Linked DNA regions of Mus musculus: region 1 is linked to region 2. Evidence: chromatin loops called from intact Hi-C (ENCODE). Cell type or tissue: heart. All regions are shown on one strand. Links, peaks and the distances in the headings refer to the core of each region. The heading gives the core; the rest is flanking DNA. Region 1 overlaps Hdac9 (histone deacetylase 9). Region 2 overlaps Hdac9 (histone deacetylase 9).

What was found. Peaks named below come from ENCODE experiments on the same cell type or tissue, not always from the same donor. Only the 100,000 strongest peaks of a DNase experiment are listed, where the experiment ranks them.
Region 1: a loop joins it to region 2, with 2.0 times the contacts of the local background. A loop is called at or near these places in 3 of 42 quality-filtered maps.

Annotation. Positions count from the first base shown.
Region 1 is chr12:34,686,229-34,703,031 of GRCm38, reverse strand. The region is part of intron 3 of Hdac9 (histone deacetylase 9); the gene reads left to right. Among named protein-coding and RNA genes, the nearest start is that of Gm46347, 93 kb to the left of the region's middle. In heart, for the core only: no CTCF peak of the experiment used is centred there; no DNase peak of the experiment used is centred there.
Region 2 is chr12:34,898,013-34,914,815 of GRCm38, reverse strand. The region is part of intron 2 of Hdac9 (histone deacetylase 9); the gene reads left to right. Among named protein-coding and RNA genes, the nearest start is that of Hdac9, 11 kb to the left of the region's middle. In heart, for the core only: a CTCF peak has its summit at 7,110; no DNase peak of the experiment used is centred there; H3K4me3 peaks cover 1,798 bases; H3K27ac peaks cover 979 bases; H3K27me3 peaks cover 967 bases.

The sequences.
Region 1 (16,803 bases), core at 4,326-12,325, 210 kb after region 2:
ACCTTGCAGGTTACCCATAAAGCTGTAAGGCCTCTGAGACAGTTCATTCACCTTACGTACATAGTTCGAGGAACTGCTTATTTAAATTTAGATTCCATCTCTGATGAAGTGTTTTGACAAAGTAATACCAGCTTGATGCTATTTAAAATATTTTGACAGATGGGAAAATTGTTTCAGTCTGACTTGAGCAGTACTTTATTGCAGTATTTTGCAACTTAGGAAAAAAAAAATTGGTAAAGGTACTCTCACTGTTCCCGGAAATAACATCCTTGTATTCTCTCTGAGAGGAACAGGGCCTCCATTCAGTCAGAGATTATAATATGTGTGTTGCATGCACTAAGGAGTCATGCGGTTTAAGCAAGAGGGAACATTTGTGGGCTATTTTCAAATAGGAATCACTTATTGTGCTGTAAGCAAACCTAAAGAAGTTCTAGAAGAGTTTGCTGTGATAACACCTGCCAAGCTTCCAAGGCCCCTGCTGCAAGGCCTGTTATGTGGCAAAATGACCAGAACTTGGAACTCATTTGAAGACAAGACTTAGATCAAACTGTGTCAATGTCTAGGTGTTTCAGACTATGTTTTAAAAGATTTAGATACTTCCAATTGATCATGAAGGATCAGCACCAGAATAACAACAAGCCAGGTGGCTCTTGGATCTGTTCATTAAATAGTTGTGCTGCAGGGCCTGATGGGTAGAGCCCCTCCAGTGTCTTCTCAGAGCAGCATCACCTAAGGCAAATGCTCCTAGGAGCTTGCTTGAAGTGTGTCTTCTAGGCCTTGTGAATCTGACACTGGTGAAACCAAACCACATGGATTTTAGCAAGGCCCCTTTAGATCTCTTGTCCATAGAGAAACTTTGTAAATACCACTCCTGCCGTCTTCAGAGAGGGGAACTCAGAAGGAATTGCTGCATGTGGTGTCTAGCCTGTTCTCAACTATAGAAGTCTCCATACTGTTTTACCTACCATGGTTTTGCTTCAGGCTATGATTAAATTACCAGGATGGGTCTTCCTTTGGAGGAGGACCTAAGATGTCCCAGATGTCTTATGCCAGGATGTGTTCCACTATGTTTGTCATGTAGTGACCTGACATTGCATATCGTCACCAGCATGATAGCTGGCACTTGTGTCAGCAACAGTTTCATGCTCATCAGACCATGAATGCCTGCTTTAGTTTCCTAATTACAGTAGAAGGCTGGTCATAAGAATGAGAAAGATATGTTAAAGTTTAAGGTTTTGTCTTCTCGCTGGCACAGCTAGCCTTAGAGTGATGCCCTTGTCCAAGGATAACATTTTCTTCAGGCCAGACAGAGAACTCTGAATGAAATCAGGGCTTTTTGCAAATGTGAAATCAAAGGAAAGGGAAGTTGATACTTTCTCAGGGTCCTCTATTAACTTGTGTAAGTCCCCCATACACTCATGCAACACATGATACATGAGAAGGGGAGGGAGTGTGCGAAGGAGGAAGAGATATATAGAGAGATAGAGCTAGAGATACACACACACACACACACACACATATACACATAAACACACATGCACACACACACACACACACACACACACACACACACACACACACACACCCCTTCCATACTGTGGAGGGCACCAAGCATCAGTGTCTTCTACTTAACTCTGTTATATATAATTTTACTGTATTTATCTCTTTCTGGTGTTTTAAGGAAACATCTTAAGTAAAATGCTAACAATTTTACCTGTAGATATTTTTATATCATTAAGTGAACTTTAAGATCTGCATTTTAGTATCACATTTTTACATGAATTACATATTTATCTTTGTTAATTTTCTGATGGAGACAAAGACACCAATCGATTAATGCTATTATAACCAGAAATATGCACTTAACTGTTTCAGGGAGATCCTTACTGCCAGACAGTATATTAAGTGCAGTTAATCTTATGATGAATTAATATATTTTGTCCTCACAGTCAACTTATAACAAAGGCCTTTAATTTTTTAATATGATCTAGAGAAAATGATATATTCTCCCCTTGCATTTGTATTATATATGAATGGCGAGAAAAATAACAAATTCACTTTTATGGTGTCTTATACTTTACATTTTCTTTTGGATTTCTCTTCAATTTTTTAAAAATGTTTCCTTCCATTAAAAAAGAGCATGTAGGATTTAGCAGATGGATTTCGCTCCACATCTGCTTCTACAATGCAGCATACAGAGTGCGCTTGCTACTCCCAGGGAAGTGGCATCGTTGTTCACATTTACAGAAAAGGAAGCAAGCTCAGAGAGGGTATCTGGGCTGTCCATTTTATATGTATCCAGCCAATCCAGGGCTCAGAATTGACCACAGGCTTCCATGGGCTTCAGTGGTTCCTGCATATTCTGTCTCGCTGGGTCAGGACCTCTATATCCCAGTACTATCATGATGCATGGATCCTTCATCTGAGTCCAGGGGCAGAGTTGTGACTGCTGTTTCCATTTGGAAGGACAGAGTAGGAGATGGTGGGCTTGGGCGCTGCTGTTTCACTATGAGTTATGCACAACTTTTGTCTTTTACTTAGAGCGTGTGACAGAAAATACTTTGGAAGGGAAATAGTGTTTGCTCTCAAAATGCCCACTTGGCATTCGTATGGAAAATTTACTTGAAACAATTCAAGGAACGGCTGCAGAAAAGCTTTGTGGCCAGTCTTAGAACTCCGTCTTTGAATGCGAGGGTCCCTGCATGAGGGGAACATGGGAACGTACTGTAGGCCTCAGGGTACTCATTCCTCCTCTGACTTCCCTCAGTGTGAAGGACTTGGCTGCTCCTGAATAACAGCACTTACGTTTACTTCTTTGACTTGATCTTTGATTTGAAAATCTGTGTTAGGTATACAGATATGGAGCTCAAAGGCAGGAGAGCTGCGGCATGCGTTTCCTAGGCCTCTATTCCTTTGCCTTCTCTGTTCCTCCCCTGTCTCAGAATCAGCTACCCATTCTTCATTCTTACACGACCGTCCTGTGTCTGTGAATGTATGTGCCAACATTAACACATTGCTGCTCTGTTTTGTGCGTCTCTCTCTTTTTTTCTTTGCCTTCTTCTTGTTCTTCTAAGAGCTCCTCTTCACAGCTATCTAATATTTCATGGTATGGATTTTTCTAAAATTAACTAAACAGGCTTTCTGTTAGCAGGCATTCTGTAGTTTCTAATTCTTTGCACATCGGAATATTTAGATGGAGATTGTGCCTAAAGTCGTAAGGACTTCTGTGTGCTCTCCTATTCTTAGCAGAAGCTTAGCAGCCCTGGGAGTGAGTCTTCAGCCTGGCTGGACGGAGATGAGATTGTTGAATTAGGTCACATGGGACAGGAAGCTGCTTGATGTCAATTTTCTCGGACAGCTATTTTTAGCTTCTGAACAGTAATCATGGCAAGAGATCTTTATATCTCGCCCTAGACAATCTTCTCTTGGAAGATTAAAGTGGACCCCTTTAAAGGGTTCAAAAATGCAATTTGCTAACAGTTTAATGGGTTGATTGGGGTCTTTGATAGTGTATTTCTGAAGGAGAAAAATGGTTTTGTGCTATAAAAGGTCCATCTGCTTTGTTCTCCATAGCCATTAAAACTTTTCAGATCTGTTTTCTTGTAGTCCACGAAGTTTTGGGATCCTAAATGTTAGGCATGTGTTTTCTGAAGTGCATAGTTTTTCTGTTTCTTTGTCCAGATCTAGGGATGCTCAGTTCCCTTTTACAGAGGAAGTTTTCTTCATCATCAAAGCTTTCTTTCACTCATACATCTATTAGGCATAGTTTACTTAAGGAAAAGTGTATCCAGTATTGGTGATTAGTAATTTTATGGGAAATAGGCTAGCATGAAAGTCATGTGGGACGTTGATCGAAATTCATGGATAGGTCATTCAGTTGTCCGCTGTTTTTCTGCCTGGGTTTTTCTCACATACCAAGATAACAAAATTGGTGCTAGGTGGCAAACAGTCTGTAAAGAAGACACTGACGCAGACTCTCTGGGAAGTGGATTTAGAGCATGACATTTCCCTGTCCAGAGATTTATGTCCTGACACTGTGAATTACTAAAGCTGAGGTCTGAACATGGGGCTCATTTCCCCTGGCTCAAAATTTAGTGAAGAGCTGCAGCCTGGGGCTGGAGTATCAGTTAGCCAGGCTCAGGGATTGAGACTGGTAAGCCCTATCAATAGGAGTGGACTTTAGGCTCTTTTGATTTTAATATATGCAAATGTCTTTATAATGTATGATGTGTTAGGTAGAAAATTATTTCACATGCCAGCAATTTAATTTAAAAATGATACTCTTGAATATTTTATAAACCACTGGAATAATATCACACCCTTAATGAGAATAATGTTGTGCTTGCTTTGTGTGCTCAGCCATGTGGCCAGCATTTTACTTACTACATGGACTTGATTTCTCTCGCTCTGTTAGGGAGTTTGTGCTAACATAGAAAATAAACAAATGAAGTTAAATGACAATCATCTTCACTTGGAAAATTTTACTAAGAACTATTTAATATACTTTTGGGATGAATTTCAGAGATGTGCGATGTCGACTTTGAACCTGTAATTTGATTATATATAAAATTAAAGTTGATTTAAGTGGAAAGAGTCAATACTTCCCCAAATTTAGTCAGAATGGTGAGAACACAAGCCAGAGGGTGTTTGCCTTTCTAAACCATCTTTATTCTTTTAAAACTGCCCTCCCATCCTTCTTCCTTACAAGGTAAAACTTTCCCTTTGCCAAGTGATGTTGGACAATTCTATGGTGACAGGCTCTATAGAAACTCAGGTTAGCAAGTGAGATTGGGAGAGGGGAGGGCAATGGAGGAATGGAGTCAGTCTATTGTGTTCTGGAGATGGGAGAGCACAGCTGTATCTCCATATCGGAGCCCAGCTGGGGACACTGCAGATTTCTTTGTGACTGCTTCTAACCCAGAACTACAATGAAGCAGTTATTTCTTTCAGGCTGGAGAAATCCAGGAGAATGGAAAGAGTGGGAGATAAATTATGAATTAGCCTGGACTGGCTGCTTGAGAATTCTATTTATAGTTACACTTGGTACAAAGTGCTTCGAAAAAACGGCAGTGAGTTGAAGCTGAGGTTGTATTTCAGGTGATGAATTTGTTTTTATCTCTGTCGGAGCTGTGTAGGACAGCCTTAGGAGTTCTGGAACAGCTGGGAGGTCGAGTTAACCTTCTTTATTCTTTATGTTTGGTGCCACAAATTGGGTGGTTTAGTTATGGATAAGTAAGGGATTTGCAGAACTTAAAAGTAATTTAATTGCAAAATCATGTGTGTACATCTCAAATGTAAGTAGAAGTGAGTTTCTCTAGAAAAGCAAAACAGATGAGTGGGTGGAGAAGGAAGGAGAAGGTAGGATACCTGAGAATGGAATTGAGGGGACGCTCAGAATTCACGTTCACTGCGTACCTGCAAGAAAATCGTATAAGACAAATGCTTGACCTTATCTACAGGAATCGAGGGAGCTGAGTTGTTATGGCTAATGCTCTGGAAAAATCTTGGTATGCAGACACATCTTAGGAAGAAACTAAAATGTTAGTAATACTTCTTCAGTGAGACAGACATTTCTAATCTTGTGACTGTCTTTTCATTTTGACAAATGTAACCTGTGCCCTCAGACTGCTGTGCTCTGTCCTCTCCATCCTAGGTAAGTGTGAGGTAAGAAAGAGTGGAAAGGGTGCCCTGTCTGTGCAAGTTTTCCTCACAGTTTCTCACAGGAAAAATCCTGGAGAAAGCCTGTGAAGTGACTGAGTAACAGTAAGGTCAAAAAGATTGAGATCTTCATGGAGGTACCATGCAGAGAATCAAGACAGAAAAACAGTAATGTAACTTGATATAAATAAGATGATTTGTGTGTGTGTGTGTGTGTGTGTGTGTGTGTGTGTGTGTGTGTGTGTGTGTGTGTGTGATATGTAACTCTGTGTGTGAATGAACATACACAGTCAGGAAGATATCTGAAGGTCAGAAGTTCATATCAGCTACTCTTTGGAGAGGAGGGGAAGTTGTAGAAGGTTAACAGAAACTTTAGGAAGTGAAGAGCTGCATATATGGAACAGTTTCTCTGCCTCCTCCTGCACTGACTTCCTCCTTGGACAGACATACTGCCATGATATCTTTCAGATCACGAGGGATCCCACCACAGCCTGGAGTGTCTGCTTTGCCAAATGTCCTTTAGAGGCTGTTCAGAAGACACTTGTTGTCAGAGATGGCCCTTTCTTAGATTGCTTTTTGTTTATGCTCATAGATCCCACATTTTTCTTAAGTTCTTTATTCTCTTTTGAAATTTGAAAATAGACTCTTCTCTCATACAGTAACCCAGACCACAGTTTCCCCATCTCCAGTCCTCCCAGATCCTCCCCAGCTCCTATCTTCTCAGATACACTCCCTCCTCCATTTCCCTTCAGAAAACAGCAGACCTGCCAGAGATGGCAATTAAACAGGACAGAACAAGATACGATAAGACAGGATGAAAGCCTTCATGTTAAGACTAGACAAGGCAACCCACTAGAAATAAGAGTCCCAAGAGCAGGCCAAAGAGTCAAGAGACACATCGGATTCAGCTGTTAGAGTACCAGGCAACTGCCAAGCTAACAGCAATAACATTTATTCAGAGGCTCTAGTGCAGACCCATGCTTAAGTCTCTGTGAGCCCATGTGACCCCTCTTTGTTGGTTTAGTGGGCAATGTTCTCCTGGTGTCTGCCAGTCCTTCTGATGCCTACAATCTTTCCTCCCCGCTCTTCCTTAGGGTTTTCCAATCTCCTATGGCAGGGGCACAAAGTAGAACTTAAATTTAGATCCTCTCTTGCCTCCCCCTCTCTCCATAATGTCTGTCTGTGGGTCTCTACCTACTACTGTCTGCTGCTAGATAAAGCATCTCTGATCATGACTGGACAAAGCAACTGGTTTATTAGTATAATAGGATATCATTGGAAATTATTTCATTGTTTTATTTTCCAGTTGTATTTAATTCTACCCTAGGTCTCTGTATTATCCAGTCTCCAGTTCCTGGCCATCCAGGAAGTGGATGGCATGAGCTCCCTCTCATAGTAGGCCATCCCATATTCTGAGCCACCATTGCCGTAGCACATCTTGCAGGCAGGGTAGATTTTAGGTGGAGGGTTTTGCAGCCTGGTTGGCATCTGGGCTTCTCTTTCCATAGCCTGCAAAGTACCTTCTGTGCCAAAGAGACTGTAACTTAAGGGTGAGACCCATGTAGCTCCAGCTCAACCTCTACATTCAGTGAGGTGTGTGGATGTTGTCCTCAGCAAGGCAGTTCTACTGTAAGTTTTCAGAGTGATCTTCTGTCCTGGCATCAGTTTGGGCTACTTAGGGATCTCCACAGGACATACTTGGCCAACAACTCAACCAATTACGACCTAGTCCCACATTGGGAAGAGTTGCCCAATCACAAAAGATGACCACTCATAGTCTGCATTATTAGTAAATTGAGCATTGCCAGTGCTGGCTGAGACTCCATATTCTGCATTATTCGTGAATTAGGCATTGCCAGTGCTGGCTGAGTGCTTGCTACACTAACGTACCTCAGGGGCTCATTGTACTTCCTGTGTTATCTATCACAGCTATGGAGAGTGGTCCCCTTACTTATTCAACCTTGAAAAATAAACTTTATAAGTAAAGTGTCATGTTTTAGTGTTGCAAAAATTATTTAATCTCAAATGGGGGGTTTTTGCTTTGCCTTTGATCATTTAGTTTCTGGATAAAAAAATCACACCACTTTTATTATTGTAATAAGCCTTAATCAGCACTAAAGCCGGGCAGATATCGATCCCCTATGCTATTAGAATCTATTTCCCCATCATTAACACCATTTTATAACTTGCCATGTTCTATCTGGGCAGCTCTTAACTCTAACTGGCCATATTTTTATTACTCACCTACCCTATGGCGCTTTTCCTTCTCTCTACTTTCTCTCTTCTCATGGGCTCCTCAGATCTCAAGCCCAAGAAGCGAAGAACCCTGCCTGTTTCTCTTCTGCCCAGCTATTGGCTGTAGACAATTTTATTTACCAATTATGGATAACTTTGGGGGGGGTACAAGGTTATATAGCATTACCTGTATAGCATCACTTGGCTATGTCATTTGGATATGTTATTTGGATACATGCATACTCTCTCATCTCTGGGGGGCATCCAGGCCTTGGGGACCAATAGTTAGTATTATAATTCAAGCAAAAGACCAAACCTCAACATTTTAGTATAAATATATAATTTTTTTGGAGATAAAGGTTTCTATGCATCCCAGACTGACCTTGAACTCATGTTGATCCTCCTGCCTCAGCTTCCCAAATTCTGGAATACTAAGTGTAAGCTGTAAGCTGCAGTCATATCTGTCTTCATCATCCTTTTACTAAAGTTCTTGAGCATCTTAAAACCTACAAAGAGAACTTATGACTCATGACCACAAGCTTCATGTACTTTTTTTTTATTACTTACTTTTTTTTAATTAGGTATTTTCCTCGTTTACATTTTCAATGCTATCCCAAAGGTCCCCCATACCCCCCCCAGCCCCCTACCCACCCACTCCTCCTTTTTGGCCCTGGCGTTCCCCTGTACTGGGGCATATAAAGTTTGCAAGTCCAATGGGCCTCTCTTTGCAGTGATGGCCCACTAGGCCATCTTTTGATACATATGCAGCTAGAGACAAGAGCTCCCGGGTACTGGTTAGTTCATATTGTTGTTCCACCTATAGGGTTGCAGTTCCCTTTAGCTCCTTGGGTAATTTCTCTAGCTCCTCCATTGGGGGCCGTGTGATCCATCCAATAGCTGACTGTGAGCATCCACTTCTGTGTTTGCTAGGCCCCGGCATAGTCTCACAAGAGAGAACTATATCTGGGTCCTTTCAGCAAAATCTTGCTAGTGTATGCAATGGTGTCAGCATTTGGAAACTGATTATAGGATGGATCCCTGCGTATGGCAATCACTAGATGGTCCATCCTTTCGTCACATCTCCAAATTTTGTCTCTGTAACTCCTTCCATGGGTGTTTTGTTCCTATTTCTAAGAAAGGGTAAAGTGTCCACACTTTGGTTTTCTTTCTTCTTGAATTTCATGCGTTTGGCAAGTTGTATCTTATATCTTGGGTATCCTAAGTTTCTGGGCTAATACCCACTTATCAGTGAGTACATATTGTGCGAGTTCCTTTGTGATTGGGTTACTTCACTCAGGATGATACTCTCCAGGTTCATGTACTTAAAGAAACCAAAGCAGTGCAAGTTTTGCCTGGTGTAGAATGTGGTTCTTTTATTTGTATTTGCTCCCTCTAAATTTCATGGGTTAAGGTAGGGAGGTCACAATCTCAATTAATTAATTAACAGCAGGTTGGGGTTCTTTGCACTTCTGCTTCTCTATTTGTTTAAACCTATAGACGTTTAGAATAAAAGTTTTAATCAGTGGCGTGTGGAGCCTAAGCTCTCTTGCTTGACACACAGATACCTTGGATTCCTTTGAATGTCAGGTGAAAACAATGAACTGTCAGACCAGCACTAACATCCTCAGTGTCTGGCACTGATCCAACGCTCTGACCAGCATGGGTGTTGAGACAGCACAGGCAAGCACTTTGGATTGTTATGTGGAAAGACTTGGATTTGAGCCTGTGGCTTTTTGCATACCTGACTTTTACACGTGTCTGTGCACAGTGTTCATGAGTGTCTGTGTGTTTGTATCTGTGTGTGTATATCTCTGTGTGTATGTGTCTGTATCTTTGTGTGTGTGTGTGTGTTTCTGGAGATTGTACCAAGACCTTGTGAAGGCTAGACAAGGGCTCTTCCACTGAGCTATAGTCGCAGTCCCTTATATTAACATTGGAAAGTTATTACAACCATTGTTTCTTTAGGGTATTGCAAATTTTATATGCCCCAGTACAGGGGAATGCCAGGGCCAAGAAGCAGGAGTGGGTGGGTAGGGAAGCAGGGCGAAGGGAGGGTATAGGGAACTTTCAGGATAGCATTTGAAATGTACATAAAGAAAATATCTAATAAAAAATGTTAAGGACAAAAGTGGTAATAGCTAACCTGCAGTGTTGTTGTGAAGAATAAATTTAAAAGCACATATAGAGTGTCTCACTACAGATTTCCTGTGGTAGCATTTCTCAAATGTTAAAGCACCTATCAGAATCCTGTCTGAATGCAGACTGTCATCCACCCAGGCTGTATGCAACCTGAGATGCATACTTCCCAGAAGCTCTCAGCAGATGCAGAACCCAGAGAAGCAAAGTCTTTGGAGAACTGCCTCTACCTTTGAGTACTTTTATGTGTTGGAATGACAGATCATTTTCACTGATAACTCTGAACTTAATGTCTGACAATTTGGTTGATAATGGATGTGTATGTAAAAACTAAGAAGTAAAGCCTTCAGAGGATCATCTGGGAAGGAGTATGTTGTATTCAAGTTTGAGATGCCAGAAATTAAGTTTCAAGTCCTGTTTGGAACAAGGCAGCTTTAACAGACACACCCACACAGAAGCATTCCTGTTCTTGCCGTTGTATCACATGGTCCCTTTTGGCAGAGTTCTCGATTGAAGCCACAATAGGCTAGTTTTTCAATTATTCTTCTAAAATGGAAACCTGTGGCCCTCAGAGCATTGTTCCTTCTCTAAGATGAGTAGGAATTCCTGAAATTAAATATGTCCAATTGATGTCTGATAAACTTGATTCTGAGAATTTGAGACAGGCTTGCGCTATGTAGTACAGCTTTGAAGTTAAGATCTGTTTGCCCCAGCTTTATGAAAATTGGGTTATAGGCACACACCATGCAAACAGGAACATGGATCTTAAAATAGAATTTTGAAGATGTGAGAGGATAAACTTTGCAGGAATGTGGAATCTTTTTCCACACTGACAACAAGGTAGAACCTCTGATTCTTCCCTGTCTTTCTCAAAGGGGCTTTGGTAATTGCTTTGGTTTTCACAGGGCATCGGGCTACCTTGGTCCTGAATCTGTTCTCTGATAATGACTAACTCAGCTGCTGCTCCAAGTACCAAAACCAGTGAAGGGTTTCATGTCCCCTTTGAATTGAGTGTTCAGGCTACAAGTTCTTCTGGGTCAAGCAGATGATGTTCTGTTCTGTAGTTTTTTGTTTGTTTGTTTGTTTGTTTTTTGTTTGTTTTGTTTGTTTGTTTGTTTGAGACAGGGTTACTCTGTATAGCCCTGTCTGTCCTGGAACTCACTCTGTAGACCAGGCTAGCCTTGAACTCAGAAATTCACCTGCCTCTGCCTCCCAAGTGCTGGGATTAAAGGGGTGCGCCACCACGCCCAGCTTGCAGTTTTTAAAGAGGTTTATTCTGTGTTTTCTGACAGTTACTGGCCCCTCTTGCAGGAGGGACTAGGTATAAAAGTCCTTTGAAATGGTAGTGTACTTAAAATTTTGTCTGATCAAGTGTAAATGGGGGAATGAAGCCTGCTGCAAACAGTAGAGAGCAGGCTGATGTCCTTGGGACTGTGACTCACCTGTCTTCAGTCTTTCAATTATGTGACCCTGATTTTAAAACAGCACCAATGAGATTAAAAGTACACTAGAGGTCACTTCACCCTGAATTCCTTGCCTCTTGGGAAATTTCCAGTGGACGGTCTTCCACGTGAAGCTTGGCATGCTCCCATGCCTTAGCTTGCAGCCCTCCATGAAATAAGGCAGAATGGCAAAGGGCTGTGGCTCAGGACAGGAGTTAATGGGAACATACACCTCATGTTCTTGAATGCAATCACAGATGACAGGTACACATCTAACCTTCTAAAAATGAGGCAATAGCTTCCCTTATCACACATGCTTGAGCAGTCACACCTCTCTCCTGCCGGCTCAAGTAACAGTCGGATTGGAGGAGGCATTTACTGCAGTGGCTTTCCTATTCAGACAGCACAGCCAATGAATAGAGTCAGTGACTCCCAAAGTCACCTGTGGAGACGGTGAAAATATTTAAAATTCCCGACTCCCACCACATTCATGGAAAGAGAATTATAGTGGAGAGGGCTCTAATCACCTGGAATTTTAGCCTGCTCTGTGGCTGACTGGAATGCACCTGTCCTGATAAGTGGCTTGGTAGTAAGTAGCTCTTTCTGGTAATGATGGGTTATTTTCTTGAGAGGAGAAGGCAGGGAATTAGTGTTGACAGGCCAGAGCTTAGGTTTCAAGGAGACCACAGCTCATACCTTGGTTCTGCCCTTTCTGGTTGGATGGATCCTTCTTCCTATTTTTCTCATGTGATAGGTGGGGATGAGACTTCCATCACAGGGTGCCGAGGACTGCATATTAAAGCTCAGGCTTGGTGCAGTGTATGGTTTACTGTAGACTTTTGCTTCTCCAAGCCAACCCTCGGATCAGCAGCGACAGCATCACTGCAGAAAAGATGCTGGGCGTGCAGAAGGCCAAGATCACCCTGCTTGGCATCTACGTTGCCTGGGATTTATAGCCCATAGCGCCATCACACTTTGAGTGTTTTTTTAGAGTTAGCCACAGGTTGGATTGTCTTCATTTCACGCTGTTCATTTTCAAAATACAGTGTGGTGGCCATCTAGATGACCTGGCAAGTAAGTGTGCTTCTTGTGAAAACCTGATGATTTGGATCTGATCCAAGAAACCCCAGAAGGAGAGAACTAAGCCCACAAAGTTGACCTCAGATCTCTACACACTTGTGGTTCCCCATCACCTACCCGTAATAAATAAAAAGTAAAATAAACAAATGAATAAATAAATAAGTAAATTTAAGAGCGTGGGAGTTGACACAAGGACATTCTAGGACGTTTATTGTTTTGTCTTATTGTCATTGATTACTGTAATCACTGCTGTGGGTGAACAATAGTTTGGGTTTCAGTAAAACTTTGGAAATTGCCTCTCAGTTCCTTCTTTTTATATTTAAGCACATAACCATAAACTGTAAAGCCAGAATCACAGTTTAGAAGAAGGCATAATGTATCCACAAATAAAAGCTCATCTAGCAACCAATAAAATGGAAACTTGTGAATGTTTGAAGCACAGTCTCAGCCAGATTAAAAGAAAAAAAAAACAGATCAAATAAAATATTTGGAAACTATGCTATTTGTTGATGCCTATAAAATTTAAAAATAAACCCAACAAATCTGCTTATTCCTGCAAAGTCTAAATTTTGTGAGTTCCCGTGATTATTGGAATCACCATTGTAAATGTGTTGCTAAATTTAATTCTTTATTTGACTTTTAAAACTCACCAGTTTACTGTTTGCAGTTTAACTCTGGCAAAAGGGTAGAAAACTCTGACTTTTAAGAGGTCTCTGGACTCTGTTCCTCCAAAAATATTTTAAGCTATTTAAGCTCTGAAAGGCACATCAAGAAGTATCGGCCAGCTAGAGGAGTATTAAGTTCATGAAGGCTTTTGAAATTTCTTTAAATCTTTTTACAGAAATAGCATAGCTGTCCTGGGCACATTATCTCGACCTTCCCCCAATATTTTGTTGTTTTCATTTCCTTGGAGCACTAACTGGGCAATAAAGTCTCCTTACTTATTGTTGTAACAGGATTTTGTTGTTAATGATCAACTTTTCACACAGAACTCTAACCTTAAGGATTCATTATCATGGGGGTGAATTATTTTCTTCCTCTTGATATTGCATGCTATTTAAGCACCTACTGCTTAAATACTGCCTGGGTAGGCACTCTGAATTCAATAGATTCACTGTCTTATCTTCATGGAAAAGATGTTCAGGGTATTCAGATACATTCACCTGTCCAATGACCATCTAAAATACTCACAGGGGCAGCCAGCCAATCTCCTTGTTTCCGAGTATGAGACTCATCTGGGTGGATCAGACACGTGCCTATGCTTTTGTTCTGACCCCATCTGTGAGCTGTATGGCTGACCTTATTAAATCAGCTAGTGAGGGCTTCATGGACTTGGAAATATTTCATAAACTGCCAGTTAATGGGGGAGCTTTGCTGTGAATTGTTTGAGCTTTTGTATTTCAGGACAGCAATTATGCAAGGGGGTGGGGAGTCTTGTGCATCGGCTTCCTTGTCTAACTCTGAACAAGGCACTGCTGTAGCACTGGTGGCTTTTCAAAAGTGTCCCTACTTGTCAATCACATCGACTCATCCCCAGTAGAGGACTTGTGAATCTGGTAACTTCAGATTTAAGCTAAAAAAAAAAAAAAAATGCCAATGATCCATGGAAGTCACCGTTATTCTTTCTGCTGAGTCATTTTTTATTAATTATTGTTCCCTGGTACATGAGGGGGAAGAGAGGTCTATTTGGGTGGGTTCTGAGTGTGCAGCTAGGTTTGATATTTGTTCTTCCTGACACCCCTCAGTGCTACAAATTATCGCAAAGCTGTTGTGGGTAACTGGATGGCCACTTGGTTTCATAATGACTAATTCTGTAATCTTAAGGAGTCCTACAATATCTGTGGGGAAACTTTTTTAATTGCCTGTTTCTCAGCATTTTTATTTCATTCACGACTTGGAGGAGAGGAAAGGTGAGGTCATTAAGGAGAAAGCTGATATGGACAAATATGTGTCTCAGGTTGATCCATAAAAGAAAAAAATCACACTTCTTTTTGTAGGACAAACGGTTTCATATTGTTCAAATATTTTCTTTATCTACATCTCAAGGCCTACAAGTTCTGGTGTGAATTACGGGATGTCTATAGAAGGCTTAGAGCTTTAATTAGTGGAGGAAAGGGAACTGGTACTTGCTGGTTTCAGGGACCTTTCCTTGTCATTTCCCTTCCCCCTTATGGTCCACCCTTCTTTAATGCAGCTTGAAGAAACCTTCATGCCCACAGCCTAACCCCATCCATTCACCCTCAGTCTGTCTGCCTTATCCATCTCCATACCTGCCCTGCCTGTGGTCTTTTATTGCTGTTGCTGCAACTGGGTGTCTTTCTATTGTCCAGGCAGGCTGATCTGGAATCCCTGACAGTCCTTCTGGTCCTGCTTCCCTTGTTCTGGGGTTCCAGGTGAGAACCACCACACCCACCTCTCCCTTAACTGTGTGGGAACAAAGCGTGGTTCTTAAGGATAAACTCAGTGCTGAAGCATGCATTCTAAACAGGCTATGTGCTTACACACTACTGAAGATGCTCCATTGAGCCAGAGCCATTGTGTAGCCTTCGTGAAACAGTTCATCTGCATGCTTGTCAATGTACAAGAGTAAGATTAAATCAGAAAGTAGCTGTTTAATGTAGTTCAGAATTGGCACGTATCAGTGAGTCCTGGAGACAGGTTATCTTACTGTCCTTTATGAGGGTTCATTCTGATGTGATTTAGATAGTGCATGTATAATTGCTTTATAAACTTATTTTTCCTGGACAGGCCACTTCCAACAAAATTGTGTAGTAGGGGCAGATAAGACGCTCTCTGTTGCACAAGAGAACCATAGAAATGTTGATAGTCATTCCTTTTAAATTGGAGAATGGCAACTTTTATAAAAATAGCTGTGAATATTTCACTTGGTACTGATATAAAAACTAGGGCAGACATTGAAATATTTCTGTTTTTCAATATGTATTAGCCTCATTTTCAAAGAGCTCCTTGACATTTAAAGTTAGTGAATTTTGTTTTATGTCTCTCTTAAGTGGAAGTTCCTTTTAGATTTGGAGTGTAAGAGATGTGTGCATATCTTGTGCAGGGGAGGAAGATTAATGGGTGAAATGCTTGCCTGCAGCAAAAGCCCGAAGGTCCAAACACATATAAGAGTTGTCCTGTGAGCTCTGTCTGTGTCCTGTGACATATGCATGACCCTCCGTATACACACAATAATCATAAATGGAATTCAAGAGGGAAAAAGGTACAGCTTGCAGGCTGTTCAGCTATGAGTAGTGTGTTGACAGTAACATATAAGGAGGATCATTTATCAGTAAACACTGCTCATCTATGAAGTGGCATAATCAAAATTATTCTCAGTGTAGTGCTTCATGCCTCTAACAGAAGCTTCACAATTCACATTATGCAGCTGGTTTCTTTATCATCACAAAAGTCTGCCCAGGAGAGAAGTTGTTTTCCATTTGGAGTCATGGGCATTGCATATAACTTTTGGATCATAAGCTAGCACAGAGTAGCTGGTGCGTATGTGTGTGTTTGGAAGTGTGTATTACCACAGCAGATACTACCGAGGCTGATTTCCCTCCAGTGATATTTAGATGTAATTTGTTGTTGAAATTAGCTTCCAAGTACAAGGTTTACTTAATGAGAATATATTATTATTATTATTATTATTATTATTATTATTATTATTATTACTATTATTTTTGCTCCACTGCAGCTCTTGATACTTAGTGGTAGATTTGGTTTCATATTAAAAAGTTTACTTTGAATAGTTTGATTGTTAAGACAGTGTCTAGTGTCCTTAGGTGTGGCTGACGATGATTGCTGACAAACAAACATTGGTGTGCGGGTATCCTAGAGGAGCAGAGCAGAGGAGAAAGCACACAGCAAGCAGGGATTTAGAACAGGGTTGAAACAGTAACAGGTAAGTTACCATAATGGAGGAAGAAGCAAAAGCGGCATTCCTCTGCGAGAGCAAAGCACCCAGTAAACAGAAGACAGCCTGGGAAGGATCTGGGAAGAGCAAGACAGACTAGGACGAACTTGAGGGCTAACATGGTAGGAGTTGCAGGACGTGTAGTGTGATGGTAAATAATTCCACCACTGCAATGCGTTTTCTTCCTTAAATTGCGCTGACCTCAGAGATGGTTTGTCTACTGTAAAAAATCATGTTACCCATTCACTGCTCTCTCCAAACACCTCCTGCACTTAATAAACAGACTCCTTATTTTCCTAGGTATGAAGGCCCCAAACCTCACTTACCTTTGATACC
Region 2 (16,803 bases), core at 4,093-12,092:
CACGTGCTGCCTATCTTATGTGTCCTTAACGCCTAGGATTTTTTTGGTTTGTTTTGCTTTGTTTGTTTGTTTATTTTCTAGAAAGTAGATTTAATGGCTGGAGCAACAACCATTTTGCAAAAGGAAAAAGTTTTGCAAAAAGCATAAAACCTTGCTTTTGAGCCACCAAACCAATACCAAAGTCTTCAAACCTAAGATTAAATTAGAAAAAAAAATTAGTTTGTTAAGTCACTGGTTATTTACTGTTTTGTTTTGTTTTGGTTTTTTGAGGCAGGGTTTCTCTGTGTAGCCCTGGCTGTCCTGGAACTCACTCTGTAGACCAGGCTGGCCTCGAACTCAGAAATCTGCCTGCCTTTGCCTTTCAAGTGCTGGGATTAAAGGTGTGCACCACCACTACCCAGATGATTTTATTTACTTTTGTTTATAGCTTAATTAACACTAACTCTTAGAGGCACTGAAAATAGTGTTCCTTGAAAAGGCACTTCAAATTTAGTCATCTCACATTGATAAATGATCACCAAGTTCAAATTTAACATCAAAGAAAATTCAATATTATTGTCTTAGGGTTTTACTGCTGTGAAGAGTCACCATGACCAAGAAAACTCTTATAAGGACAGCATTCAGTTGGGGCTGACTTACAGGTTCAGAGGTTCAGTCCATAATCATCAAGGCAGGAGCATGGCAGCATCCAGGTAGGCATGGTGCTGGCAGAGCTGAGAGTTCTACATCTTCATCTGAAGGCTGCTATGATGACTCTCACTTCTAAGCAGTTAGGACAAGGGTCTTAAAGCCCATGCCCACAGTGACACCTACTCCAACAAGGCTACATCTTCTAATAGTGCCACTGCCTGGTGTGTGCAAACCATAGCAATTGTATAGAACAAAATGAAAATTTTAAAATTACGTTCATTGCTTTACTGCTTTTCCTTTGATTTCATTGTCATAATATATATATATATATATATATATATATATATATATATATATATATATATATATAATTTACCTACTAAGAACATGTAAGTAAATAAAACATATATTTACTTTAAAATATTGTCTTGCAGTGTTAGCATATTACATGTAAGCTATGTAAATCATCTTAATATAAAATATTAATAAAATGGATATTAAAGTGTTCAGTTAATGAAACTCACCCTGAAGTATCTGCATGCACGTGAAGGCTTTTTGTCACTTGTTTCATGCATCTTGGTTGATGGCCTGCTAACATAATTACAGCATGCCATTTGTCATGTGACCTAATGGGGTTCACAGTATTTCATAACAGAGCAATGACTTGTGACTAACCTTACCATGTTCCACACACTTTTCCATAAGAAAGGGATTCCTGGGCCAGCTAGATGGTTACCTGAGTTTGATTCCAGGGACTCACCTATCAAAAGAAGAAAACTAACTCCCTTGGGTTTTCTTTTGACTCCTATATATGTATCACAGTGCAAGTACCCTCTTTTCCTAAATAAATAGATAAATAGATAGATACATGTAATTTTAAAAGAAAGAGATTGTTTAGAATAGAGACAGCATATCTTCCAGGTTTTGTTGAAAGTTTAGCAAAGGAATGAAATCCTTAATGGGTCTCATTATCACCTCTATTACCGCACAGCACTTTTCTTGCAGTGGGAAATTCCTGAGCCATAGGAACCCATTGTTGCAGACCTATGAACAGATTAAACTAATTGAGGAAAATTGTCTGTTAATCCCCCCCCAGAGGAAGTATTAGTAGCAACCCTGAGAAAAATTATTTTTAAAATGAGAGGAGTTCTAGGGGAAAAAAAGTGCTTGGTGAGAACTGGAACTTTCATGAAATGGACCAATGAATGCGTCCAAATGTTTTTCTGGATAACAAAAGAAAGCACAGCCATGGGGAAATATTACAGTGGTTTTGGAATCCTCTATTTTGCTTGCTGGGTCGTTTCTTGGTTCATGAAACTCTGCCCTTTGCTCAGGGTGTTCTCCAAGGAGTCATGGACAAGTGGTCTGACTCAGTTTCCCAGCTGTTGAGGAAACCCAAACTTGAGGGCTGCCCCAGAAAGCACCCTAGGAATTCAGATGTACCTGTTCTCTGGTCTTGCTCTGTGGGAGTGTTGTCCTTTAATTGGGGTCCTTATCAGTCACCACTTTTACCCTTTCATATCTATCTCTCATATATTTGAGAGGAAAAAGCCTGGTTTGGGGGATACTGATGCTCATACACATTTGGCATCATTGTAAGTAAAGTGAGATGATCCTACATTAAGACTCTATGGCTGTAGTAGACTCTGTAAAATGAGGATTCCCCAGAGCCAAAATCACAGTAGATTCATAGTATAATTCACTTCTGAGAGCTTAAGATAGTGATCAATGCTTGCAATCCTACTCCACAGGAGACAGAGGCCGAGGATTGGCCAGTGTAGGCTAAATGGTGGGTGGAGTGGAGCGGAGGAGGAGGGGGAAACACCATCCATCTTTAGAAATATACTCTGGCTAAATTTCATACTCTATTACTTCTAAATAAAGTGTCTCTACCTTTTCCATGGCACAATGCAAATTCAACATTCGAAAAAATGATTTAGAGTATCTGTCATATTATTCTGCACATAGTGGGTGTGCAATTAATTTTGTTGACATCATAATAAAAAGACTTATTTCATTCAATAAATAACAATGATTTTTTTAAAGAAACATTTTAACACATGCACCCTAAACAATCACAAACAGGCTCTGCAAGGCTGCACCCCAAAATAAAGGCACAGAAGGCCAGGCTCCAACCTTGTGATACTAGCTGACAACACTGGAATCTCACAGTTGTGAGTTTTGCTCACCTTTCTCTTCTTGATGTGTCTTTCCCTAGAAGAAGAGATTGTCCTCATCTGGAGGATTGATGGCTGAACTAGTGGGAAAGTGCCCAGAGCAAGAGTGAGTGGGTGAGAGGCATGGCCCCTTAGGACATGCCACAGATATTTCACAAAATAAAGTTTACAGAACTTTCTTTGTAAAGACAACTACCAAACAACTATCTCAACTACCACCACCATAAACACCTACTGCCATTTTTGCTTCCATGAGCAAACTTTTGACTTGAATGAGGGAATATGTTGTCTTGTTTTAAAACTCACATTTCTCTGGTGATTTGAGAGGTTAAATATGTCTTCAGACATCTGCTGGGCTGTATGCCTTCTTTTGAGAAATGTCTGTGCCATCCACTGTCTATTTTGACAGAGCTGTTTTCTTGCTGTTGGATTATTTGAGTTCCTTATATGTTTTGGATGTGAGCCTACTGGTGGATGTACCTTTGGAAAATATTTTCTCCCAACACATGGATTTGTCTCTTCTGTCGATTGGTTTCTTTGGCTTTGCTTGAGAGTTGTAGCTTGGCATTTTTCCATTTATCTATCTGTTTGTTTAATAGCCTGTATTTCTTGATTCCACCCAAGAAACCATTATCCAGACTAATGTCACAGAGCCTGCTCTGTGTTTTTGTTTGTTTGTCTTTTGTACATATGTGCACATGTGCATATGTCTCTATAGATATGTGCATTGATGTAGAAGTCAGAGGACAACCTTGGACTTCATTCCTCAAATGCCATTCAGCCTTTCTTGAGGGAGAGTCTTTCACTGGCCTGGAACTCATCAAATAGGCTAGGCGGCATGGACATTGATTCCAGAGATCTGCCCGACTCGACCTTGCCAGCATTGAGATTACAACCATGCACTGCTCTCCCTGGCTCTTTCTACATGGGTCCTGGGGACTAAATTCAAGTCCTCATGCTTGCAAGGTGGGCACCTAAGCAAGTGAGCTTTTTCCTCAGCCCCCTTCTGTATTTCTGGTAGGGATTTTTTTTGGGGGGGAGGTTCTAATGTTGAGGTCTAATCCAGTTTGTAATGATTTTTATGTATGATGTGCAAAATAAATCCAATTTAATTCTTCTGTAAGTGGACATACAGTCTTGTTTTTGTTTGAATCTAATACAAATTCTCGTCATTGTATATAGATGGGCCCAACTATGTGGTCCCGATGAAAGGCTCACTCCACCTTTAAGAACACATTAAAGCCAAGCACACAGGTGTATGCTTTTAATCTCAGCACTCAGGAGACAGAGGCTCATGGATCTAAGAGTTCAAGACTAACCTGATCTACATAGAAAGTTTAAGACCAGCCATAGGTACAGAGTGAGACCCTCACTATAAAAATAACCAGGTAAAAAGGTCTTTACTTTCCTAAGACTTAATCGTAGTCCATAGTCTTGTTTTGATAGAATCTGATTAGAGAACTTTTATCTTCCAGGATGTTGGTATTTACACCTTTCCTCAGGTGCGCCAAGTTTTCTGCTGTTATTTCTTTAAATAGTCGTCCTGGCCCATTCTCTGCTTCCTCCCTTCTATCAAGCCTTTGCTCTTTAGATGCTAAATTGTGTACATCCCATAAATGGTTTTGTTCCCTTTCTTTTATTTTGGAGCCTTTAGACCTTGTCCTGAGCTTGTCTGTGTGCAGACTGGTCTAGGGATTCACTGAGTGCTGAACACATTCATGTTTCTATAGGGGACAAGCATCAGATATTCCTCTTCGGTCATCTTTCTTTTGTCTGGATCAAATTAGCTTCTTGTGAAAGGAAGACGATTTGTCTAATCCTAAATTGCATTCTACATACTCCTGAAGTGTGGGCAGTAATATATGACTCCCTGTAGAGAAGTACTGAACAAAAAGGAGAAGAGAGTAAGTTTACAGTGTAGACATGGGCAAATACTATTACAGACAGACACTAGTGTCAACACTGCAGTGATCCATTATGACACTGTTATAGTCTCTTGATGATTTAATATCAAGGGATAGAACCTTAGGAGTTACAACTCAGGACTTGTTAGAAAAACAAATATACTCCAATAGAGAGATAACCTATGAAATAGCTGGCCAGTGCTTCTCAAAGTTAGTTTTCAAAACAAGAAAAATATGAGGAATTCATGGCCAAGAATAGCCTAAAGAGACATGACAAGTACAACTCAGGATCCTAGCTGGGATCCTAAATAGAAAAGGGAAGTTATGTAAAAAGAAATGAAATATGACAAACCATGATTCTAGGTTCATTCTATCTGATTAACCATTTGCTAATTATAGGAAACATGCTAAGCCACTGAGAGCAGCTCATGATAGTAGTATTGCATGTGATGGCTACACGAAAATTCTACATGCAGGTTAAAAATGTGTGGGGCCAGAAGTGGCTTAGTTTTTTATTCATATTGTTTTTATATGTTGAAATATTCACATAATTACATTTCTTGGGGGAAGAGGCTGAGTCTAAATATGAAATCCATTTGTTTCACATATTCCCAAACATATAGCCTGAGGTAATTTCATTCAATATTTTTAGGGTATCTAGGTTTTCACAGCAACCAGTTATTATATGAGGTCAGGTATGACATTCTGGGGCTCCTGTCACGTTAGTTAAAAACCATTGAGATATGGGGATATTTCAGATTTGGGAATTAGGGATGCCCAATACCTAATGTAGTCTTTATTTCTCTTCAAATCTAAAACTTTTCTTTAAAAATAAATCCTACTGAAAACACCAGAAATAAAAAAAGAATTACCTGGTCTTCCTAGAGCTCAGTTGAGGAGAGAATGAAGCCAGAAAAAAAAATACAGAATCACACAGAGTATAGTACAGGCTTGAACAGAGAATACGAACTGTTAGAAGGAATTATAATACTTTAATTAAATTATAACTTAAAATACGTGAATCAGCAGTAGCAACCAGCAAGTTCTCTCTCTGAGTTGGCCCTGAAGTTGGTACTAGAATGATGAAGAAGAAAGCTGTCAGCTATGAACTATGCCTTATGTGGTAGAGGTAACTAATGGTAAATTAAAAACAAGTGGGAGTGCGTGGGTTGGAGAGCAGGGGGTTGAGGGATGGGATGGGGAGGTTTTCGGAGGGGAAATGAGGAAAGGGGATAAAATTTGAAATGTAAATAAAGAAAATATCTAATAAAAATGAAAAAAAAACTAACCTTCCCTAAATATAAGAGCAAACTCCAAGTTATTCTGTCCACATCGTTACACATGGGTCCATTTCATATGACCGCTGAGCTCCTAGAAATGTATACTGTTATGAGTTTCAATGACACTTTTCTAGAAAGTCCTTTTTGAGAGATGATAGAGTGAATTGTTCCTCTTGGAGTCGGTGGAAGGCAAACAAAAACGGGAAGAAAAGGTAGAAGGCCGGACACTTGACCAAAGACTCCATTTTGAAAAGCAAGGCCTGGCAGGTCAATAGGTATTTATCTGAATAAATAAACCTGGACAATCTGAAAAGCATGTCTGAAATGGTCCAGCCAACACCAATGCTTTCACCGTGGAGGGCCTGATATCAAGATTCGTCTACTGACTTTCTAGTATGGACAAGCTGCCCGACCACTGGAAGACATCATTAAGAGTGACTTTTATTTCTTCCCAAGTCTGGATCCCCCACTGGTTCCTCACCTCAACCAGCTTTCTTTTCTTTTACAAATATAAAGCCAACTGTCCACTCTCACTCCTGGGGTACAAATTTACAGTTGGGGTAAACTGTGGGGGCACATCTAGCTATCATAGTTATAGCCACTACAAATGCTGAGTCATCTTAAATGACATGGAATGTGTAGCCTTCAAGTTGTCCCAGGCTTATGCAACTCAGTTCTAGAGAGGAACACTGCCACTACCAGACCTTGCACAAATCATGTTGATCTTGTAGTCTCAGGTCCCTGAGCTGGAAATGAGGGCGCTGGGTTAGGGCTCTCTGGGTCTGTGTAATCTGTGAACGAGTGGTGTTTTAGCCAGTACAGAGGAAAACCATAAATGCACATGTAGACACTTGCTTTTATTGGTCTTTAGATCACCGTTTTTTTTAAAATTATAATTACTAGCCTTTTTTTTTGAGTGGGCAGGTGTTTAGCATTAGAAAAAATATATTCAGGATTAGCCTTTTTATTAAATATTTAGTGTTGCCTACTTTACAAAGCGATTTACAGACATTAGGAATATTAGTATAGACAAGTTATAGCTGTAATTTCTTTTTCAGTCTCCAAGGTAAAATACTAAGCACCAAAGACGCCCTCTAGGCAATTCCCGAACCCAGCAGTGCCTCCTTTCTGCCAGGGCGGGTTCCAGAGCGATGCTGCGCTCTTCCGTGCAGCCTTCAAACACGGCAAACCTACATAATACTTCCATCACCATGTTTCCTCACATTTCCCATTAGGTACAACAACAACAACAACAACAACAACAACAACAACAACAACAACAACCCCAAACGTAGCAGCATTTTCTTTAATCGCCCCCACAACCCCGTTCCCCCCAAGCTCCATGCCGGGTGTAGGGATGCACTAGGTCCTGCCCTACGGTTCTCCGTTCTCAGGGTGCTCCGCTCCCTACAGTCTGCGCGGCCAGGCGCGCACCTGAGCGACCGGGGCTGGAGGGCGCGCAGGGCGAGGCCCGGGCCGCGCTCCTCCTCCGCACCAGCCCGGTCGCCTGCCTGTCACCTGGCGCCTGCCGCCTCTGTCCGTCTCCCAGGTCCCCGAGCTTCACCAGACATCCCCCATCTCCCTCCAGTCCCCTGCCTCGCTGCCCGCGCGCCTCCTTTCCGCGTCCGCCCTCTGCGCCCCCAGGTGTCCCTGCAGCCCGGCCCCGCCGCCTCCCCGGCCGCCCCGCCCCGCCCCGCTCCGCCGCTCCGGGGCTCGGGCCCGGCCCCGCGGTCTCCCTCCCACCCCGTCCCCCCTCGCGCCCCTCCCCAGCGCGCGCTATTTTTAGCCCGTCCTCCGCGCGCCGCCCGCTCGGCGCAGCTCGCCGCCGCCCGCCTCCCGCACGGCGCGCAGCGCCTCAGCCTCGCGCGCCCCCGCCGCCCGCGCCCCGCCGCGCCCCGCCGGCAACTTTCCCTCCGCGCTCGGCCTCCTGCCTCGCCATTCCCTCCTGCGCTGCGGAAGATGGCTGTTTGGAGAAGGGGGCGAAGTTAGGGGCTCGCCGGCGCGGGGCGGAGGAGGGCGCGCAGCCTCGGCGGGAGCGGGCGGAGGTGAGTGGCACCGCAGCCGGGGCTGGCTCTGCCCGGGAAAGCCCTGGGAATTGGGGGCCACGCGTGCTCCGGGCGCGCCGCGGCATTCCCTGTCTGGCTCTCCGGGTTGGCAGCATCTCTGCCGGGACTTCCACTCCACTTGCTTTGCATCTTGCAGCCCGGAGCTTGGTGGGTACCATTGTCAGAAGTTGGGTGCTGGGTGGTGGTTTTGGTGAAGACCTTGGCATTTGGCTAGGCAAGCCTAGGCGAGGGTCGCTGGCCAGATTTTTACCTCGCCCTCCTGTCTCCCTCCTTACCCAAACACACACCCTATTCCTGTCGGAACCAAGCTATGAATGAAAAGTTTGTACTGCCAACGTGTTGCTTGAGGGGAGAAATACTTAGTGGGGTACCTTTGCTGTTTGGAGGGGCGCTTCAGTTCCAAGTCAGTACAACAGAGTACTGGGTTTTCAGAAAAGTTCAGGAGGTTGGAGGATGGGAGATGGAGCAGTGAAGTGCCCAGTGGATGAATCTTAAGCTCATTAAGGTAAATTCGGGGTACCGCAGTGGGGATGGGATGCAGTGAGGAGAGGGGGGCGTTCCCTGATCCCTGATTGCTTAGCTGGTAGCTTGGCTCTGAGGACATCACCCACTTGTCGGCAGTGAGAGGTGCTGGTGTCAGAGGCCTGTGTGTCTCTGGAAGACAGTGGGACCCAGCCGCCCTGCAGATCCAAGGCACCCTGGCTTTGCAGTTCATGTGATGTGGTCTTGAAGACGTCTCTTGTGAGTGAGTTTCCTAGGCTCCCATTTCAGGGAATTCTGTCACGTTTGTTTTCCCTGTCAGGAAGGTGTGTGTTTTCCTCTAAGGAACTTTCAGATTAACTGTAATATTTTGAAATCTGTGAGAAATGCAGTATAGATACATATACGTATCTCACGACTACATATATATTATGGAAGTGAGATACAATGGACTTAAAAAGTTTAACTCATACCAGAAAAGAAGTGAAGAGCTAAACACCTCCCCCAATGGTTTACAGCTTATGCAACTGAATATTCTTGGTGGACGGAGACAGTTTATAGAGTAGAGATTAGGAACTGCGACTCCTTGGAGCATGTTCATTTTTCCAAACCTTGTAGGAATTACTGAAATCTAGGAAAACAGAGTAAGTTCATGTGAATCCATGTTACAGAAAAGAAAAAAAAACCAACCTGAACACTTTTGACATTTGAAAAAGATTAGATGTTATTTTCTGATGCCCCAGAAATCTTTTTAATTCTGTAATTAGTAACAGCACAGAAGAAGTTGCAGTTAATAAATGAGGGCAATTTAAAAATCGTGTGTGGAAAAAGATACATTTTGAACTACTCTTTGGTACTTTGGATGTTTATTATGGAAATTAATGTGACTGAAAATTTGTTGTTTTATATATGTGTTGTTTACTAAGAATAAATAAATGGTCCTTCTTATCCCTTTAAACCACTGTTCCAGTTTGGACCAATTTAATTACACAGACACCAAGTCATTAATGTGCCTTCTGGAAACTATTCATGTTGAAAATGCTTACAAAAAATGTTGCATTTCAGAAAGAACAAGTAAGTTAGTTGTGCGGTTTGCCATTTCCCTCATTTATGTTGGCTGAATGGAGCAAATCTCAAGAGGAGAAGCATTCACTGTTAACATGTCACATGTGGGAAAAAGCTACGGTCTTTAGATATGTTTCCCCTAGCAAACAGGTGTATCTGCAGTGGGGATCCTGAGCCTGACCTTCGATGGGTTACTAGCTAGAGGAAGAGAGTTATCATCCCTGCTTTGCTCCTAAGTTAATGATCTCCACTGCCGAGTGGGCACTATAGGTGGACAGAGGTATGCAGGAGGAAGTTAAGAGTTTGAAATGAGGTACTGGTTTATAGACAGGAGGCAGGTTTTCTTTTTTATTTCAGTCTTCTTGTTCCTGCCCCTCTGAAGTGCAGCCTATTGAGCTGCCTTTATTGGAAAATCAGATAACTCACAATGCCCTGGGACTGTCATATTAAATTGTCGCAGTCTATAAAAATAATGATAAGGCTTCTGAAGCTAGAAGGTTATGACTGTTTGTGACTATTTTATTATAGACTTCATGAAGTTATTCTAACTGTCCATAATTACTGCGCGCGCGCGTGCACACACACACACACATGCACATACACACACACACATGCACACGTACACACATACATACACACATATACACACATACTTACATACACACACATGCTATAGATTAGCTTCTCTTTGAGGAATTTTAAAGCTTAATCTTTAAATCTTTAAATCATAAGGCTAACTACAAGATAAAAAGTTAACTACATTAATGAGACCCATAATTCATATTATGTTAATATTTTTAATCTAAGGGTATATTAAGTTTATATGATCTTCATTTTTATTAGGGTGATTTTATTGAATTGTTTAAACATTACAACATATTTTACTTTACACCCTCTCAGAGGGGAATGTGTATGTTATTCTTAAATAGAGATATGGAAAAATAGCTAACAAGGAGAGTCATTCGAGAAACATATGGACATGTTAAAATCCTTCTGTATGTGGCATCTGTACCTTCTCATTAGTGAATAGTGAAGCTATGGACATTGTGTGTGTGTGTGTGTGTGTGTGTGTGTGTGTGTGTGTGTGTGTGTGTGTGTGATTACATCCAAATGTGGATCTTTTATTTTTACTTCAACTGATTTTTTTTAAAGTGTAATTTATATTTATGTTTAAGTTGGTGGGGACTTTTACTACTTGAGGTCCTTTTCTCCTAGTAAGGATAGCATACTTAATTTTATTACAAGCATTCACAGATATGTATAATTGTTTCCAGGGTTTGTTATTCTTAGATTTCTTGATAATTCCACACACACAAAGAGAGAGAGAGAGAGAGAGAGAGAGAGAGAGAGAGAGAGAGGCTTTAGAAAGAGGATGACAGGTAAATGAATAGACCCAAGATGATTCACTAGTGAACTTGTGACATTAAGGATGATGATATGTATTTATCACTTCTTAATTCCAAGAGCAAGCTACTATGGCAGTATCATTGATGTCCCTAGATCTTCCAGCCCCGTCTCTACAGGTGTGTAGAACAGATTTTGAGTCATTTGTTACTGCTGCTATGGATAGGGTCTTGCTGTTGGAGAGCTCTGACTCTAGCCCCTAATTTGAACACAGATAAGCCATCACAGTTTCTCTTAGTGGTATGCGTTCTCGTAGGCACGCCATAGCCCACATCTTGCCCTGACTTCACTGGCCTTCTTTCTCAACCTCATAATGTTCCTCTCTTGGTCAAAACACTCTTGGGTTTATCAGCTCACTTGCCAACTGGAGGATCAGCAGTGAGGAAACTCTTGATGTGATTTTTAAGAAGAAAGAATATTCCAGAAGTCAGTAATGGAACATCTATCTACTACAGAGCCTGATGTTGGTTAGGGATCATGCAATATGTATCAAGGGCCTGTGCTTTCTCCCTCTGTCCTTTCCTCTTTCCCTCCTTTTTTCCCTCCCTCCCTCCCTCCCTCCCTCCCTCCCTCCCTCCCCCTTCCCTCCCTCCCTCCCTCCCTCCCTCCCCCTTCCCTCCCTCCCCCTCCCTCCCTCCCCCCTCCCCCCTCCCTCCCCTCCCTCCTTCTTTCTGTCTGTAGGACTGATGCTTCGGTATAACTCAGTCTGATGGTTGTGAACAAGAGGTTTAATGGGAAAAAAACCTCACCATTTTTATTCTGTTTAGACTTTGAATCTTAATAAATAGATGAAAACACACAGCAACTTGTTCATCTTTACCTCATTCTGTGTTCCCTCTATCAAATCTCAGCAGAATTTTCAACATAATTGCGCACATGATTTACAGCAGCCAAGGTGATAGACTTGTGCTATTGTGCTGTTAGACTCAGAAATGAAATGTATTATCCAGGATACAGAAGAAAGCATTGCAGTTTCATAGAAAACGAAGTCTTATGTAAGCGTACACATAACTGTTGAAAACAATTCTAGTTTTTTTTTTTTAATCAAAAACTAAGAAGACAGTACCAGACACTTTCTATTAAGTTAATACATTTTCACTATGGCTTCTCCTAATTGCATGCTTCATAGATGCCCATCTAAATGATTTCCAATATGAAGCACAGGGCAAAATTTGATGATGTATTGTTGACTGAAATGGATTTGGTTTGCAGCCTTAAAGAGGCAATGCCTTTCATTACCTGTTGTGTGATGTAGCAGGCAGAGAAGAGCAGGGTGTTCCAAAGCTTCTGGGTGCTGATCCTGCTGATGTGGGACATTCTTCCAATTTGTACAGCCACTGTTATAGCAAGGAGGTGAGTATAACAACTCCTGGAGAGCAGTGATAAGTGGCATTTTCAAGACAGGTAAGATTTGGGTAGTGCATAAACCAACTCGCATTCCACACAGTTCAGCTAGGCCCTGTAATCAGGTCTCTCTCTCTGTTCAGGACTTGGTCAGGGCTGCAGTTTCATCAGGGGCTCAAATGGAAAATGATAAGCCTCCGATTCTCCTTATGCTGTTAGCATTATCTTCCTGTGGAGGACTGAAGGTTTCCATTTTCTTTTTGGCTGTCAGCCCCAGGCTATCTTAGCTCTTGTAAACTGCTGGTCATTCTTTGTCAGGGAACCCCCCTACAGGCACCCTTACAACATGGCAGCTTCTTTCTTCACGGTAAATATGGTATGGTATGATATAATGATGATATATGCCTCTCTCTCTCTCCCTCTCTCCCTCTCTCTCTTCCCCTCTCTTCTCTCTCTCATTGTATTTTTTGTTGTTGTTGTTTTTGCTTGCATGTATGTGTGAAGGTTTTAGATCTCCTGGAACTGGAGTTACAGTCAGTTGTCAGCTTCCATATGGATTCTGACTAGATATTGAACCAGGGTCCTCTGGAAGAACAGCCTGTTATTGACTACAGAACTATCTCTCTCTCTCTCTCTCTCTCTCTCTCTCTCTCTCTCTCTCTCTCTCCCCCCCACACTATACTAATATAATACATATAATGCAGTCAGCAGAGTGACATCATCACCTTTGCAACATTCTGTTAGTTCCACTTGTATTTAAAGGACGCCATTAAACAAAGGCATGACTCATTGGAGGTCACCTAAGATGTGACTACTACATTGTCTGGCTCATAAAATCTCTAGTACAATAAGTGGACTGGCCCCAGAAGCTACTCCCTCAGGAGCAAAACTTGAAATACCATTTTGGAACTGATCCTGTGAGATGCTTTTGCTGTGGCCACCCATACCCAGCTTTTGTAAGGGAAGTTATGTTTTGAAGACAGGGTTCTCTGTGTATACATAAGAATGAGGTTCAGTTATCATGCCAAGAGATAATGACATACGTTCACTGATGAGGGAAAGAAGAAGGAGGAGGAGGAGGAGGAGGAGGAGGAGGAGGAGGAGGAGGAGGAGGAGGAGGAGGAGGAGGAGGAGGAGGAGGAGGAGGAGGAGGAGGAGAAGAAGAAGAAGAAGAAGAAGAAGAAGAAGAAGAAGAAAGGAGGAGGAAGGAGGAGGAAGGAGGAAGAAGAGAAAAAGGAAGAAGAAGGAGGAAGAAGAAGAGGAAGAGGGAGGAGGAAGAAGAGGAGGAGGAGAAGAAGAAGATCCCAGAGAACAAACAGTTTAAATTTGACTGGCTTAGGCCACCTGACTGGAGTTGTGTGTGTCCCTTGAAGAAGAGCTCTTCTGGGATTTTTAATGGTGATCATGGTGGAGCCACACAGTGGAATGATGGTGGCGAGAACCGAATGGAAGTCTTTCAGATGAATCAGAATCATGCACTAGCCTAGACTCCGACTTTATTCACTTTAAATGTTATTTCACATGCAGAAGGCTTTTATGGATTGGGTCCACTAATAATTTCAAGGATTCAGCACTATGATTTGGAGCTCATAGCATTGCCTTCTAATTTTTTTTTTTTTCTGGAGAAAACAGACCACAGAGGCACTTGGAATCACCATACTGTCTGTGACCCAAAGACAATAGGTGTACTTTTGCTTTATAGGCGTTTCAGGCCTATGGAACACAGCCTATTCATTTTTCTGGGGCAATTTTATCAAATCCAGACCTGTACTCTGGCAGCCTGGTCCACATTTTCTTCTGCTGCTTTCTTTCCCACCTCCAGGTAAAGGGAGAGTTTGAAAGGTTAACTACCTTGCCCGGGGTCATTCAACTATGGGTGGCATCAGAAATTGAATGCAGGTCTGATATCAGAGCCTGTCGTCTGAGCTCACATTCTCTACTCACAGCAGTAAGTGAAGTCTCCGGGGGAAGCTGTTCGTGCACACATTGAAGTGTGCCTCTGCTGTCACTGCTCTTGGGGTCCCTCATTCACCTTGAGAGAAGTGCACACTGGAAGATGTTGGTTAAAGATCCAAGTGAGAGCGGACGCTGCATCATGCTTTGTTTGATTTTCCCAGCAGGCAGCACAGATTATAGGTCTCGCTTAGATCTAAAAGTAAGAATAGGTGGAGGCTGTTCAATTTTTATTTGAACTTTCCATTTTGGTTAAAATCAAAAGCTCCGAGTCCATTCCCCCCCCTCCTGTATGTAGATTTCTACTATTAAGTTAAATCGGGGGACATTATGAATTCTCACCGCCTCTTTGGCCATGGGGTTCTTTCTATGGCTTTTTCAGATGCCACTGTTTTGATCTACTGAAAAGTCTATTGAGATGCTCTTCCTTTGTTCTTCTATTACTCGGCAGTCCTTTCTACTCTGTGGTGCCTCGAATTCTATTCATAGACACTCTGCCCCTTTCTTCTATTTTATGTACTTAAATCTCTTCTTTAAATGGCCCTTGTCCCCTTGATCAGAATCATTGGCCCAGATCCCCTTCCTGCTTTCCTGGGAGATACAAGCTTGGTGTGGGACCCTGGAAACCACATCTAATTTCTATTAATTTTACAGAGTTGTACTATATATCCTGATACATACGAGAAGTCTTTAAGATTTTCCTGGATACTTTAGTCAATCTGCAAACATTTAAAACTGAATCTCCCACGTTGGACTGTGTTAGGTCAGGTGAAAACCAGCAGGCTGTTCTGTGGATGGGAGACAGGTTGTTGGAACATGGTGACTGTCTCACCCAGGTCCCCGTGTCTACCCTTCTCAAGCACTGCAGTTTACAAAGAGGAACGGTGAGCTACCCTCAGCTCAACTGACGAGGACAGCAATATCCTAATCCAAACAGGACTCAGAAAACCCTGAAATAAACTTGTTTCTGTTTGTAAGTTTTAGTTTTTCATTTAGGGGTACAGCTGTAAGAGGCTGAAGATCCCTGCATGACACTGTTTCATTCACAGGCCAGACCTAATGCCTTTGTAGGTTAGACTGTTGCTGTTAGCAAGGGGCTTGAGTTTTTGATAGTTGGGAACAGACAGACTGAGGGAGTTACCAACTTGTAAAAACCCAACTGTTTTGTCTCTGGAGCCGGGCATTTCCAAGACCAGTCCTACCACTCAGTTTCCTGGGATTATGTTATGCAAGCGACCATCAGAGCTGAGCTTCTGCCCTTTGCAATGAGAGGACTTTTTTTTTTCCTGTTTCCATTCACGATGCATATTCTGACTAGAGAGATCAAGTCCTTGTTTTGTAGCTATATTGGACTTTTACTCCTCTGCGGCTCTGTTGGGACACTGCGCCCCTTAGGAAGCTGAGCTCCTGTTTGCTTTTCTTAGGGGCTCGATGCATGTCCCATCTTCCGTGTCCCTGTGACAAATTCTCTGATCACTGCAGGCTCTCCTCATCTCAATCTTCTCTACAGAGATGCCTAGCAGTAGTCTGTGCTAACAGCTGAGGTTCTTGGAGGCCTAGGAATTGAATTGTATTAACGTGTAAAGCCCATAGTAAAAGCTACTGCATGAAGAAACTCTTTTCTTCTTCTTCTTCTTCTTCTTCTTCTTCTTCTTCTTCTTCTTCTTCTTCTTCTTCTTCTTCTTCTTCTTCTTCTTCTTCTTCTTCTTCTTCTTCCTCTTCCTCTTCTTCTTCCTCTTCTTCCTCTTCTTCCTCTTCTTCCTCTTCTTCCTCTTCTTCCTCTTCTTCCTCTTCTTCCTCTTCTTCCTCTTCTTCCTCTTCTTCCTCTTCTTCCTCTTCTTCCTCTTCTTCCTCTTCTTCCTCTTCTTCCTCTTCCTCTTCTTCCTCTTCCTCCTCCTCCTCCTCCTCCTCCTCCTCCTCTTCCTCTTCCTCTTCCTCTTCCTCTTCCTCTTCCTCTTCCTCTTCTTCTTCTTCTTCTTCTTCTTCTTCTTCTTCTTCTTCTTCGTCTTCTTCTTCTTCTTCTTCATACAGAAGGCAGCATTCTTCTTCTTTATACAGAAGGCAGCATTTTCACACTTTTGAAATGTAGCGATGCATTTAAGGCACTGGGCAATTTACACACATCCTTGTAGCCTCACTCCAGAGCTATGACCCCTCCCTGACCATACCTTGATGGGAAGGACAGAGGTAGCACTTGCTCTCCCGACAGAAGCCACAGGAAGAGTGAGCTGGTTTTGCCTAGACTGCTGATCTGCACAGTGTGAACTCGTTATCTTTATTAAGCATTTTTGTTAAGTAGGCAGTGACATAAAATATAAATGCTTTCTGCTTATAGATTTTAGGAGTTAGTCAAACCCAAACCCAGTGAACAAACACTACATGTGAGCAACAGAAGGGATGAAGTGAGAGGAAATGGGACCGAGTCATGCGGCAGTTGAAGCAACCTTGCCAGTGTTGGGTTTCAGGGTGCAGGATGGAGTCTCAGATTCTGCTCCTCATT